Linked DNA regions of Mus musculus: all the other regions are linked to region 1. Evidence: chromatin contacts called from ENCODE POLR2A ChIA-PET data. All regions are on one chromosome and are shown on one strand. The core of a region is the stretch at or near the end of the contact, and the rest is flanking DNA. Distances in the headings are between cores, read along the strand shown. Region 1 holds the start of Saysd1 (SAYSVFN motif domain containing 1). Region 2 has its middle 21 kb from the start of D14Ertd670e. Region 3 holds the start of Nudt13 (nudix (nucleoside diphosphate linked moiety X)-type motif 13).

Region 1 (4,838 bases), core at 1,401-3,900:
GGGACCCCCTCATGTAATAGATCAACTTAAATGATTTTAATGTGAGCAAGATTAGCCATTCTGGTATAACGTGATTTGGGGGTAGAGTGGGGTCTTTGTTTTCAACATGGTTTCTTCCTTATGTAGCAGTCCAGCTTCAAGTTCACAACCTGCCTCCCTCAGACTCCTAAGTGCTATGATTACAGGCATGCACCACTACTCAGCCATCTTATTGGGAGGCAGTCCTGAGGATGGAACCTAGGGAAGTGAACATGTTAGTCAAGTCCTTTGCCACTGATTTATACCCCTGCACTTGTTTGTTCATGTTCCCATTACCTTTTTGGCGGTGCTGGAGATCAAACCCAGTACATCATACATGCAAAAGAACAACTCTGGCCCTGATCTACGACTCCAGCTCTTAAAACTTTCTTTTAAATTTTGAAACAGGGTCAAAGTCGAGCCTTGAATTCACAATCCCCTGCCATAGCCTCCTAAGGAGCTAGGATTACAGTCCTTCCTTACTAAGGAAATCCCCACCCCTAGACAAGGCCATAAAACAGGGCAAAGACTCCAAAATGCCTGCCACCCATATTCTCCAGAAAGCAGTCCACCCCCATTAACATGTACTGGAACTCTGGAGGTAAACCAAAAAAGGCAAACTGACTTATCTTTCACCTGCTGCCCAGAGGTTAAACAAACAGATTCATCCCCCACACTTATTTCAAAAAGCAGTTTACCCAGAAAAGCAGTTTCTGGGTCTGGCAAAGCCATGCTCTCCCAGTCCCTGATCCTACATGGCACGTTCTCCTGTACCCTCAGGTACTGATCAGCAGGGTTTGGGTGTGCCAGCCTCTCAGAGCAATAAAAGTCTGCTTTGTGTAGAGGTCAGACTGGGTCTATTCTCTGTTTTCCTCATTTGACTTCTTACAGACCCAGCCCTATGTATGTATTTGGCTCTTGTTATGGTTACAAGAAACTAAGGCCCTGTGACTGCTGAAAAGCGTAGTGTGCTGGTTCATTTCTTGTCAATTTGACCCAAACTAGAGTCTTCTGGGAAGAGGGAATCTCAATTGAGAAATGAGAGTGCCAGTAGGCAAGTCCATGGCCTGTAAGCTAAAATAAGCCCCTTCCTCCCCACATGGCTTTGGTTATGGTGTTTATCAAAATAACAAAAACCAAACCAGGACACAAATTTCCTCCTTGGAGTGTTTCATATTTCCACCCAGGGATTCCAACCTCACAGGCAAGTACCTTTGCCAGGATACTCCTGTGTGGAACTATATGAAGCCACAATGAGATTCGAATGGGCTATCATACTTGTCCAAATTATTTCTACCTAGATCACTCACAGTTGAACTTGAATACCCTTCTCTAGTCCAAGAGGGGCCTATAAGCCCATGCACATCACTCTAGGCAGTTACAGTGGCCACACTTCCATAGTCAAACCCCGTTTTGCACAGGCCAGACCTTGCTTAGCTTCAGAAATCAAGCTGCATTCAGAACAGTATGGCCATAGTCTCAAACCTCTTTTTGTTTCCTGGTCCAAATCCCATTTCTAAAGTACAAGCTACCCGAGACACTGGCTTCCTCTACCCAAGGTGTGAATAAAGTGCAGCCTTAATTACTGCCACCTCTGAGCCATAACCAGTAAGGCCTTTACCCCCTCACTAGCAGTGGATGCAGCTCAGTGGTTTCAGACCCCAGGACAAGGTGCTGAGGTGTATATTTTACACACCAAGCAGACCTGGCCTCCAGGTTCTCCAAGCATCTCTCAGTCCCTACCTAGCATACCCTACCCCCAACCCTGAACTTTCCAGCCCACAGGCTCTTTACTATATAACCCAGACTTTTTTTTGTTTGGTTGGTTTTCTCTCTTCCTCTTCTTCCTTTTCCTTCTCTCTTTCTCTTCTCCCTCCCCTCTGTCTCCCTTCTCATGGCGACTTCCCTGGCCTCCTTCCTAGGGCCAGTGAACTCATCGGCACAAAAGCAGCTTCCCGATAAACCTATATATATACTAATCTGGCTTGAATTGGCTTACTTCACCAGTGGAGAAATAACTTATCAGTTTCTCAAAGCCACGAATCTCTGTCATTAACTCGCAGTGAACAACTGGAGAGCAGAGATGTTTCTTCAAGCTCCCTAGAGCTTCGCTTTGTTTTCAACTAGTTGCTGCATAGGATTGTCTGGGATGGAAAACGTCAAGGCCACGTATCATGTGCTGATACACAGAGCGGAAATGCGGTGTCCAGCCACGAGGCAGGCGAGGAGAGAGCGCACAGGACAAGGAAGAGCCAGATATCCTGGGTGTGGCTTGGGCAGGCAGGGGCGTGGCCCCCGCGCGGAGGCGGAGCTTCAAGGTGCAGGCCTCTCTCCTCACCTGAGGCTGGTTGGGCTGAGCCTGAGCGATGGCGGGGTTGGCTTTCCGTTTCAGGAAGCGTGTCAGCCAGCCCGTGGCTGTCTTTGGGGTCGCCGCCGCTGGCTCCGCCTTCGCTCCCGAGGTCTGTACGCTCTGACTGGACGTGGAAGGCTGGGCTACCAGACTGGCCCGTTTGCGGGCCTCCCGGAACTCGGCTAACCGCTGTTCCATGGTGCGCAGCCGCCCGCTCGCCGGTGTGTGTCCAGGCCTGTCCTCGGCCGCCGTGCGCCTGCGCACGTGGCCCTCTGTTGCGCCTGCGCGTTGCATGAGCCCGGGTCGGAATTTTCCAAGGCTTTGTGACGTCTGGTGACCCTCCTGTACCTGGAGCGGTCCTCGGTTCTCGAGAGGAGAGTGAACTGAGTGTCCCATCTCCTCCGGCTAAAAGGTTGCGTTTAAAGTATGAGAACCGTCAGATGTTCCGGCTCTTGCCCGGGCCGCAGAACTCAGTTCTGACGTGTTTGCTCCTCACCTCAGGTTCAGGGAAGAACGCATGCGGGGAAGCCAGTGGTCAGCACCGCAGAAAAAGCGTCTCGGGACGCGGGAGGAGACCTGTGATCTCTGGGAAGTTTCCCGTGTCAGAAAGGCAGGATGCGTCCTACCTTCTAACTCTTACTGCAGTCTATCAGTCTCGCTGAAGGTGTTCACACCTCCATTTTCTTAGCATTTAGTTTGCTTGCTACACTAGAAAGATGCATTGACTAGACAAGAAATGTAAAACAAACGAACTTACTGAGGAAAAACTTAAATACACAAACCTGGGGGGGGGGGTTGTCAAAAGACTTTAAAAGCTAAGGATAGGAGGAAGCCAGACTGAAACTGTCTTATGGCCATCACAGGGCCACTCTTGAACTCCCAGCAGCGTGTTTGCCTGCACAAAACCAAACGACCCAACCTTCGCAAGCCCCCACTCCTAACTGGGGAGCTACTTATGGGTGATGATTTCGGGCGGGGTAGAGAGTCAGTTTCATGTAAGCCCTGGTAGATCCTGGTGGATTGCTCCATACCCATGAATGGGAATTTGTGGACTTCTTAAAAAGTGAAAAAGAGGACAAGGTGCGAGAGGGGTCAATGTTGGAGGAGTTAGAGGAGGAGAATGCATATGACCAAAACATACTAAAAATATATAAAATCTATAAATCGTAACTATAGTGTGTAACTACCATCCAGTAAAGAACATTTCTAGAACTCTGGGTGTTCTTATCCTTTCTTGCAATTAGTATTTACCCAAAAATTAAAATTTTAGATCTTACAGTTTTACAGATTTTTAAAGCTCCAAGCTAAGTACCAAGGATTTAGCTAAGTAGCACTTGCAGAATTGAGTCTCAAATACTTGTTGGATACTACTGAGTTCGAGTCAAAAAGCTAGAAAATATTCATTTAACAAATGTTTGTCTAGGGCTATGTGTTGAGTTCGGCACCAAACATTAAGGATTGAGAGCAGGAGGCAGGGATCACAAATGAAATAAAGACCTTTGCTTTCTACATTCTAATTGGAAAGATTTTTTTGTTGTTTTGGGTTTTTTGTTTTGGGTTTTGGGTTTTTTTTTTTTTTTTGGTTTGTTCTTTTGTGTAATGTGTGTGTGTGTGTGTGTGTGGTCTGTATGTCAGTGCAGTTGCTTGTGGAAACCAGAAGAGGGTGTTGAGTCCCCTGGAGCTGGAGTTCCAGGCAGTAGCTGGGGAAGCATTCTTAACTGCTGAGCCATTTCTCCTACTCCCAAAGTGGAGTTTCTATGGCAGTGTCATGTTGAGAAGCTATGAAAATCTCTTTCTCATCAGTCATAGGCCTGTTTCCCCTTAGAGACTGCAAATCCTTTTTGTTCATTGCATTTGTCACCCGACAACACTAAAACCTTAGAGCACACAGGGAAGGCGCATAGAAATAATGCATGGCCATCTGTGGCCTGTGGTGATCAGTGTCCCTGGTAAATGCGGTGCCTTCAGAAGGGTAAGAGAGGAGGCCTGGCAGAACTAAGTGAACCAATAGGGATGATTCAGAGGCCATCTTGCCAGCACCTGGAGCTGGAATAACAGGATGAGCCAAGGTTGCCCGTGAAGGATCACAGAATGGGTAGGGAAGGGTGGGAAAAGGATCAGCTGAGGCAAACCGGGACTTTCCAGGCAAGTGCTGACATCTTCTGTCTTGATTTGCTGACCCATTTTCTATTTGCTGTGCTTTCTTCTTATAAATTTGTTTTGGTACTTTGTAAACTTAAGTCCTTTTTGGAAGAGGTTGAAAGATGAGATACCAGAAAAGATGAAAGGATCATGAAGAACAAATCCCGCCAAGCCAACTTCATTTCCTCTTCAGATGAAACTGCAGGATAGAGAGCTCAAGAGGTGGCTCAGGGGTTAAGAGCAAATGTGCTGCTTTTGTTGAGGTCTGGAGCCTGAATCTCAGCACCCACACCAGGCTGCTCACAGCCACCTGGAATCCCAGCTCCCG
Region 2 (4,838 bases), core at 792-3,291, 220 kb before region 1:
TGAGAGCCAAATAAACCTTTCCCTTATAAACTGTTATGCCAGGCATTTTGTGATAACAACACAGTTTGACTAATATATCCACTAAGGCACTGAGGCCTTTCCATCCACCAAGCCAGTTTCTTAGTGAAAGTCCTTGGTCTCTGCTATCTCAAGCAAAACGTTCCAACTATTGGTCCTTTTGCATCCACTTATCATCATGCAGCTGGGGTGAAAGTCTAAGTACCAAGTCAAATCTTGACACTTTTCGGGGCTCAGTGATGCCTCTGGAATGAAAAAGTCTGGAGAGCCTTGCTAAGTAAAACAAATTATGAATTTTGTTTTATTGCAGAAAGTTATGGGAGGTTTCTGAAGAGACAAGTATTTGGTACAAAGGAGATTTGCTCCAGAGGGACAAAAGGCAGCAAATTAGAGACAAAGATAGAAGATAAAGGACAATGGAGAAGGGGACAGGAACAAGAGATGGGGGAAGGAGTATTAGCCTGAGAAGGACAAAGGACTGCCTCTGAATAAAGAGGAGACAGACATGACCCATAGGCAAATGGCAGTTTGTAAAGGTAAAAGGGGAAATCCCATGTTAAAATGAGGTGTTTAATTTTGACTGGGCATGTTAATTGGAACAGCCAAAATGGGGCTTTTGATCTGGACTTTAGTATTTTGATAGCTGGACCTTGGTAGTTAGCCTGAGGAGGAGGAAGTGGCCAAATAAGGGAATAGATCTTGGTAGTTAGCTTTAGGAATGTAATCTAAGGGTTTTTAATAAGGCAGAGGAAATGGGGAAGGGCAAGGCCTGCCAGAGCCATGTTTGCCATGCCTAGGCAGGCCACAGTCACTTCAGTTTGTTTTGTTAAGTCACTAACAAACAATTTATACTTCTAGATTCATAACTTTGTTGTTTCCAACAGTTATACATATTATAACACAGTCCTTAACCAGTTCCAACCAGGCCTGCCTCTCCCACATTAGAGGGGCTGTTTACAACCTAACAAGCAAACATCACTCTGCCCCTGCTTGCACGTGACCATCCTTCCCAAGGCTGTGAGCAGCAAGATCACCTGTTCATTAGCAGGGTGTTTTGGGAGCTGTGCTTAGGAAGGCATTGTTGGCCAAGGTTTCTCCAGCTTCTCTAGCTTCCCTTAGACTTGCTACTCATTTGCATTTAAAGGGAGTATAGTTCTCTCACTGGGTCCCTACAGTGGCGATTCTGAACATAGCTATAGCTCTTGTCACCCAAAGTGAAGTAACTTCAATTAAATTATTTATATGTATTTATCTATCATATATGAATTTTAAGCATGAATAATACATAAATATAAAATAATACGGTGTTCTAACCCCATGGCCAGGCATGGGAAATCTCCCTTTCAGTTGTTGATCAGGGGATTCCAAGAGACACCATCCCCAAACCATCTAGGGTATTGTCATAATCCTTGGTTATCACCTTGAAATTGAAGGTAAGATCTCATTGCTGAAGATACCACATACTTCAGACACAGAAGTATGACTTTCATAGTGTGAGAAGGTACTGTGCAAGCAGACGAGAGAGAGAGGAACAATCAATAATCCTACCCAGGTGGGGTGGGGGAGGTGAGGTGGAGTGGAGGGGTAGGGACATCTTCTCGGAGACAGGGGTGGGAGGAGGGTGGTGGGAGGGAGAGGAATGGGATGAGGAACTGTCAGAGGGTAGACCAGGAGGAGGATAATGACTGGACTGTAAAAAAAAAAACGATTAAAGATAATAAATTAAATAGAAAGAAGGAAAGGAAGGAAGGGAGGGAGGGAGGGAGGGAGGGAGGGAGGGAGAGAGAGAGAGAGAGAGAGAGAGAGAGAGAGAGAGAGAGAGAGAGAGAGAGAGAGAGAGAGAGAAAGAAGTGTCCTTCTGAGAACAGGCCAGTAGAGGGAGCTTGTAAGAAAATATTTCTGTCTAGGAGCTGGAAAATTCCCACCGAGGAGACTCCGTGATTTTAATTATTGTAATTAATGGTAAATTCAAGCAGACTTACACAGGACACAAACCAGAACAGCCACAAATTTGCGGAGGTGCCAAGTGCAGGAAGCCCAGTGGAGAGCCTTCCAAAGTGCTATTCAAGCTCCGGGTTCCAAGCCTCATTCCCATTACATAATTCAAAAATCTGTGGGATTTAGGATGTGCAGTGTTTAGGTTCGTCAGAGCTATCTAAGCTTTCTGAGAAATTATTCCCAAGTAGAAAGTCAGTGCTGGCTGGGAGCTGTGAAGAAGCTGTTGTTCTCTAGACTTTGCCTTTCTTGCAGCTTGAAGACAGGGAGCAAGAATGTCACACTGATGGATGAAACCATCCAAGGAAAATACAGAAACTGCAATTTGAGTGCTAAGTAATTTCCATGTCAAAACTTCTCTTTTGATACATATTTTTGGTTGTGAGCCTAGCCTTTAACGGCTGAGCCATCTCTCCAGCCCTTGATACATATTTTTAATAAAATCTATCTATCTATCTATCTATCTATCTATCTATCTATCTATCTATCTATCACTGTTGTTGCTATTGTTGTATACAGAGTTTCTCTGTGTAGCCTTGGCTGGCCTAGAACTTACTCTGTAGACCAGGCTGGCCTCAAACTCAGAGTACCTCTGCCCCCTTGGGTGCTGGGATTAAAGGTGTATACCACCAGTGCCCTGCTCTTTTGAGAATTTTAATCATTATACTACAAACACCAGGTGAACTTGGCTATGGCTTTGGTTTGTTAACCCCTGATCTAAACCAACACTTAGCCCAACCTTCGAACTTCATCTGCAGTGTCTGTGTTTCTCTTCAGGAATACTTGGATAAATATTTGCTTCCTGGGCCCATGTAGAGATAGTCACCTCAAAAACAAACAAAACCCCAAACAAGAAAATTAAAAACAAACAAACAAAAATTAATCAAACAAACTACACCCCCCCACACACACACCACCACTACCACCACCACATTTCTTTGAGCACTCCAGAAAGAGAGGCAGATGGATCTCTGTGAGTTGGAGGCCAGCCTGGTCTACATTGTAAGTTCCAGGACAGTTAGTACTGTGTAGAGAGACTATGTTGTGGTAAATCTCCTCCCAAATATGCCCCGGCAATGACAACACAACTCAGTTAATATGAATACAAGCCATGCGCCTAGATTGGGCAGATCTACCGCTACACTACCATCTTCTCCTGAAAGTATAACAACGTAAAAACAGAATTCTAGGCCTTTAGGCCCAGGCTTGGGAATGTGGCCTTTGTAAAGGTATGCTAATCATAAAAGAGATAGCGACATTCCTCTACCCACCTGCTTCCTGGGTTCAAAGAGTGCTCATTCAAAGAAAGTCACCCTGGCCATTACCAGAACCTGCAATGCAAATGTTCTATTGTTAGGGGCTCTTAGAAGCTGTCTTGAGAGTTAACAATTACCAGGTATTCCTTGTGACTCTTGTAACTTTACACTTCCTTGTGACTCTTAACTGGTATCTTTGGTATCTTCCAACAACGCCCTCCCCACTTCCTTGAGTTTCTGGTTTCTTCCTTTAAATACCCCCTTACCCAGCTACTCGGAGCGCCAAGGTCCTCTACCCTGTGTGGTGTATGACCATGGGCCCGAGAGCGCTCTTGAATAAAAATCCTCTTGCAATTTGCAGCAAGACCCGTTTCTTGTGGGTGATTTTGGGGTGTCGCCTCTCCTGAGTCAGAATGTGGGGGAGCCCTCACATTGTGGGTCTTTCATTCCATCTTATCAGAACTTGAACTTAGAACTTGCAGTTTCTCCAGGCCATGTGCTTCTGCTCTGCTTTTCTTAGTCTTCTTCCTCCTCTACACCCTCTCCCTCTTCCATTTTCCCCTTCTTCCCTCCCCTACCTTCTGTTCCACCTTCCCTTTTATCTGCCCAATCATCAGCTCTCCTTTATTTTACAAATTAAGGTGGGAAGCAGGTCTACAGGAAATCACCTGAGTGGTGACTCATTCCTTGTTCACAACCACTCACAGGAGAACGGAATTAACATCCAATATAATGAGCCCCAGGACTATCTACCACAAGACTATGTCTCAAAGAACAAAACAAACGATCAAAAAGAAAAAAAAAGACTCTTTAAGGTGCCATTGTGTATTGGCTGAGCAGAGATAGCTTTTAAGGACTGGGACTGAGGAACGGAGAGATGACTCAGTGCTTCTGCAGAAGATCTAGGGTTCAGCTCCCAGCACCCACGTGACGGCTCCCAACCCCTTTGTAACTCCAGTTCCAGGGAGATCTGACACCCCTTTCTGGCCTCTGCAAACACTGCACACACATGATTCATATTCATACATGTAGGCAAAACACTCATGTGTATAATATATGAGTACATAAAAACTGGGACCCAGGTCGGGATTAATAGAAACGTGATTCTCAGAGAAAGCAGAGTTAACTGCTCCCCTGGCATGAATATCTACTGTAGGATGTGCTTGGGGTGTAGCATGCCCTCTGGTGTCCTGGTACAGAACTAAGGGAGGAGAGAAGATGCTGTTTGAGGCACTGATTGAGGCAATGGAGGTTTTTGTACAAGTGACTCAACTTTTCTAGCTTGTATATCACACTGAAAGGGAATATTACCCATTGGGGCTCTGTGAAGGAGTACAGATACGTTAGAAACTTTCACCCTGGCAAAGTACCTGACAGAAACAGCGGAAAACAGGAAGGACCTATTTCTGCTCATGGTTGCAGAAAATTGAGCCCACAGTATGCTAGGTTGGTTCTGTGGCCAGCTAGTGGAAGCATGTTCAGGCAGTTTCTTGCTTCTTGGTGGACAGGAAGCAGAAAGTCAGTCTAGGCAGAAACAGGTATAGCCTTCAAAGACAGTCTCTCAGTGAC
Region 3 (4,838 bases), core at 1,499-3,998, 210 kb after region 1:
GCCCTTTTCCCTGAGGATAAAAGGCACAGCAGAGAGAGTAACTCTTGCTGGCTGTGGCTTTAAAGACAGTGTGGTCCAGTGGAGAGAGCAGAACATATGGGTTTCATTAGGTGCACAGTCTTGGGAGGCTCTTCAACTGCCTCAGTTTCCTTGTTTGTCAGAATAAGGATCAAGATCTTGCCTCTGTGTGCCTTAGGGGTGTGAGTGTACTGAGAGCATAAAGTGAAGTAACATAAATGAAAAAGTTTATTGGTGCCAACTGTGTGTGTGTGTGTGTGTGTGTGTCTGTGTGTTTGTACGCACATGTGTGCATGAGGATGTCAAAGTTCAGCCCTGGGTGTTATTCCTCAGATGCCATCTATATATTTTACATTAATTAATAAATTTAGTGTGCGGGCCATGGCTCTGGTGTGGAGGTCAGAGGACAGCTTTAGGAGTCGGTTCTCCCTATCCATCATGTAGGTGCTGAGGACGTAGCAGCAAGGTCATTTATCTGGTGAACCATCTCTGAGGTTCCATTCTGTATTCTTGATGGAAAAAACTGGGCACAGTGGCCTGCACTTATAATCCCAGCACTGGGGAGGAAGAGACAGACAGGTTCCCAGGGTTTGATGACTAGCTAGCATAGCCGACTTGGAGAGTTTCAGGCTGAGAGATTTTGTCTCAAACACCCATGTGAACAGTGCCTGAGGAATGATGTCTAATGGCCTACACACACTACACACATACACAGAGAGAGAGAGAGAGAGAGAGAGAGAGAGACAGACAGACAGACAGACAGACAGACAGACACACACATTCTCTCTCTTTATACACACACTACACACACACACACACAGAGAGAGAGAGAGAGAGAGAGACAGACAGACAGACAGACACAGAGAGAGACAGATAGACCCACACATTCTCTCTTTTTATACACACACACACACACACACGTTCCTCTCACCATTAAAAACTGGCTAGCCATTAAACTAGGCCTGCTGTCCTTTTTCTGATGATCTAGATCTGTGTTCAGATCTATATTCAGGAGTTAGTAACCTTGTCCCTACAATGGTTCTTTTAAAATGTCCTCTTGTTCCGCTTAAGCCCTTTGGTGACATTCTATCCCTCTCGGAATAAACCCAGAACATTATAATGGCTTTATAAAAACATAACACTCGTGAGGCTCCGTGTGATCTAGTGCCTGTCTATTTTTTGACCTCATCTATAATGATCTGTCCTACATTTCTTTGTTTTACCTTTTATTGTTATGTGTTATGGGTGTTTTGTCTGTGTATACTGTGTACCACATTTGAGCAATGCCCACAGAGGCCAGAAGAGGACCTCAGATCCCTTGGAACTAGAGTTCCAGAAGGTTGTAAGCTGTTATATTGAAGCTGGGACTCAAATCCAGGTCCTCTAGAAGAACAATCAGGACTCTAAACCATTCTGCCATTTCTCCAGCCCCAGTCCTAACCTTTCTTTACACCCGCCAGGCACATCTCCACCCCAGGGCCTTTGCACGAGCTTATTTTACTCTGTCTACAAGTCTCTCCCCACAAATCCTAACTTGGCTGTTCCTGTCAGCTCTGTCAAGCTCTTTATTCCAGTGTTGCCTTAACAATGAGGCTATCCATCCTACGTAAAATAGCAAAACCGCTCCTCCTCTTACCATGCTTTAACTTCTGCCCCAGCACTTACAACCGTGTGTACAGTTATTTATTTTGTTTTCTCCCATAGAATTTTGTTTACATTAAGATGCATTTTTTATGTATCCTGTACTTTTAATATTTTGTCTCATTAATTATATTTTGAAGAGCTAGGGAAATGGCTTAGTGGTTAATAGCACTGGCTTCTCACAGAAGCAAGCAACTCCCATAGTAAGAAAGAAAGCAGCCCCAAGTAGCTTTACTGGAGATTCGTCTTAGATGGTGATTGATCCTACTGATTGACCAAGGTAAGAGTTTTACCTAAAGCGTCTATATACCTAAGCACAGTCCCTCGTTTATTTAAAGCAAGGTATCAGTATGCACCCCTGATAACCTGAGTCTACTGTGTACACTGGGCTGACCTCAAATTCAGAGGGCTCTGCCTCTGTCTCCTGGGATTAAAGGCAGGCCTGGAACTCCTTTTTTTGTTTTTGTTTTTGTTTTTCGAGACAGGGTTTCTCTGTATAGCCCTGGCTGTCCTGGAACTCACTCTGTAGACCAGGCTGGCCTTGAACTCTGAAATCCACCTGCCTCTGCCTCCCAAGTGCTGGGATTAAAGGCATGCACCACCACGCCCGGCTAAGCCCGGAACTCCTAACCTTAAAAAAAGATTTTTTTTTCATGTTCATATGTACATGGCACATGTGTGTCCATGGGTGCACATTAAAGTATGTGGGTGTAGAGGGTAAAGTTGACATGGAATGTCTTCCTCCATGGCTTTCCCCTTTGTTCATTGAGGCAGGGTCTCCCACTGAACCTGGGGCTCACCAATTCAGCTAAGCAGCATCTAGCCCAGAAGATCTGGAAACTGTTAAAGCTATTTGTTTGTGGTGGGTTTCACTATATGCTTTATAAGGTTAACTTTGCAACCCAAGGTTACAAGCTCCCGGCCTAAAAGTTGAACTACAATTCCCAGAGTGCATCGGTAATCTCTCTGAGACTGCTGGGAAGTGTGTCAGATTTCCACTTACCCAACCACCCCTACGTGCGCTGTAGCGATGAAACTACATTTCCCAGAGTGCATCTTTAAGGAGGATTCTGGGAGGTGTGGCAAAGCGTCAATCCCACTGGGAAGGGAAAAGAGAAACCATTTGAACTTGAACATTTGGAGTTTCCAGGGGCGTGCAGACCATTGGGGCATAGAAGGCATCTCGAAAAGAGTGAGTACAGGAAACGAAACCTGTTCTAAGTGCAACTAGGATGTAGTAAGGAGCCATAATCAAAACTTGCCAGACGCTCTCGGTTACAGAGTTTGACAGTTTTAACTTAAACCTTTCAAATCTCGAGAAACCGGACGTTTTTGTACCCAACATTGAGTACCTCTAAATATTTTCTGAAATATTTTTGAAGAGCTATTTAAAATGGAAGTTTCCAATATTTCACCTTTTCTCTTAATTTTTTAAATGGTGGCGGGATCTTTTAGAAATAAACCATAAAGCTTTTTATATAAACCAGGGCACAGAGACCGTGAAGTCTGCAACACGGCTGCTCATCAGCTTCCAGCATTCCCAGCCATCGAAGTCCACAGTGGAGTGGCTGCTCCCTGGGCACCTGTGAAGATTCAGGAGGAACCCACGGTCACGCTTTATGCCTTTCAAGTCATTCCATCTGGAAAGATGAACAGAATGAGAAATGTGTGTGTGTGTGCCATAGAAGTTGTTAGTTCATACGTTCAAATGCCTTGGCATTTATTAGTTTTGAGTAAAAACAACGTTACCTTTCATCTCATCGATAATTCTTTGTATACACACACACCAGGAGCGTCAAGTGTGGGGATGCTGTTTGACATATTGTCCAGTCGTCAGGCCATGATAATCGACAGTTGGCTAAAATTAATTTGGTATCAAATATTGGACAAGAAACCAGGTAGCTGTATGGCCATACAAGAGCAGTGAGTAGTTACAGCTCGATTCCCAGGACCCATTAACCTCACCAGAGGAATTCCAGTAGCCTAAATTTCCAGTAGCGTGAAAATAACCTCTTTTAGCCGTTAGTCCTGGAAACTACTGGTTTTGTTATACATTATTGTATTTATATATACATATATATGTGTGTGTATGTATGTATATGCATGTGCTTTAAAATTTAAAGATAGCCTATAATCCTTCCTGCTGAAGCAAAAGAGTCGCTATGAGTCTGAGGCCAGCCTGGGTTACAGAGTGATACTTTGTCTCAAAAATAAATAAATAAATGAAATTTAAAATCAGTAAAAATAAATAAGTAAATTTTAGTCAGGGCTGGAAAAGTGGCTCAGCAGATAAAGTGCTTGCTGAGTTTGAGTCCCCAGGACCCATGTAAAGTGGGGTGCAATAGTGCACATCTGTGACTCTCTGGAAGCTCACAGGCTAACCAGCCTAGTATACACAGTGATGAATGACAGAAATATCATGGCTCAAAATAAGGTGGAGGGTGAGGACCAACACCTGAGGGTGTCCTCTGACCTGTACACTTATCCTGTGGCATGTGTGTGCCTGCAGTATCTCTCTCTCTCACAGTCACATGCATATGCATCATGCACATGCAGTCACATACTTAGGCACCAAACACATATGCATCACACACACACACACATACACACACAATTGTAAGTGTACAAATGAACAGTTTAATTGCATGTGCCCCTGTCAACCTTCATCGCCATCTCTTTCTCCTAAACTAGCCACTGTCTATAGTCTGTGTACTTCTGAAAAATACAAAAGCCTAATTATAATCTCAGCATTCAATAGGCAGTAGCAGGAGGATGGGGTTCAAGGCCAGCTTGGGTTATATGACACCTTCTCAAAACCAGAAAACAAACAAACCCAAGTAACTCCAGATAAGTGAAGTGTTGTACACTTGTAATTTCAGCACTCTAGAGTCAGAGGCAGGAGATTGCCATGGTTCAAGGCCAGCCTAGCCCACTTAAGCAAAGATCTAACCTCAAAATAACAAAACAAAACAAAAATTAATTTATGTACCCCAGAATGTTTATCTGTTCTCTTAATTATACATAAATTAGGTAATGGTGACCAATCAAATATTACTTGTCTTTCCACCTGTCTAGCTGAATATATAATTGGCAAATAAACCCAGGTATGGTGCTGGGTATGTGTGTTTATCTCAGCATGTAGGGGTCTGATATAGGAGGATTGCCTCTAGCTCAAGGCC

The links. ChIA-PET counts read pairs that join two places held with the same protein, here RNA polymerase II (POLR2A).
Region 2: POLR2A ChIA-PET joins it to region 1 with 36 read pairs in embryonic stem cell. The contact joins the enhancer-like site here to the promoter of Saysd1 in region 1. POLR2A ChIA-PET finds 5 or more read pairs at or near these places in 4 of 5 experiments (Patski and embryonic stem cell).
Region 3: POLR2A ChIA-PET joins it to region 1 with 36 read pairs in Patski. The contact joins the promoter of Nudt13 here to the promoter of Saysd1 in region 1. POLR2A ChIA-PET finds 5 or more read pairs at or near these places in 3 of 5 experiments (Patski and embryonic stem cell).

What each region holds. Positions count from the first base shown.
Region 1 is chr14:20,080,522-20,085,359 of GRCm38, forward strand. Saysd1 (SAYSVFN motif domain containing 1) reads right to left here and starts at 2,651. Exons shown (of 2, transcript NM_026209.1): 1 at 2,357-2,651. The coding sequence starts at 2,566.
Region 2 is chr14:19,857,429-19,862,266 of GRCm38, forward strand. No RefSeq gene overlaps it. Among named protein-coding and RNA genes, the nearest start is that of D14Ertd670e, 21 kb to the left of the region's middle. Within about 2 kb of position 2,042, at least 1 of the 3 ENCODE cell types and tissues checked has a DNase peak (open chromatin) inside an H3K27ac peak, as active enhancers do.
Region 3 is chr14:20,291,942-20,296,779 of GRCm38, forward strand. Nudt13 (nudix (nucleoside diphosphate linked moiety X)-type motif 13) reads left to right here and starts at 2,749. Exons shown (of 9, transcript NM_026341.3): 1 at 2,749-2,851.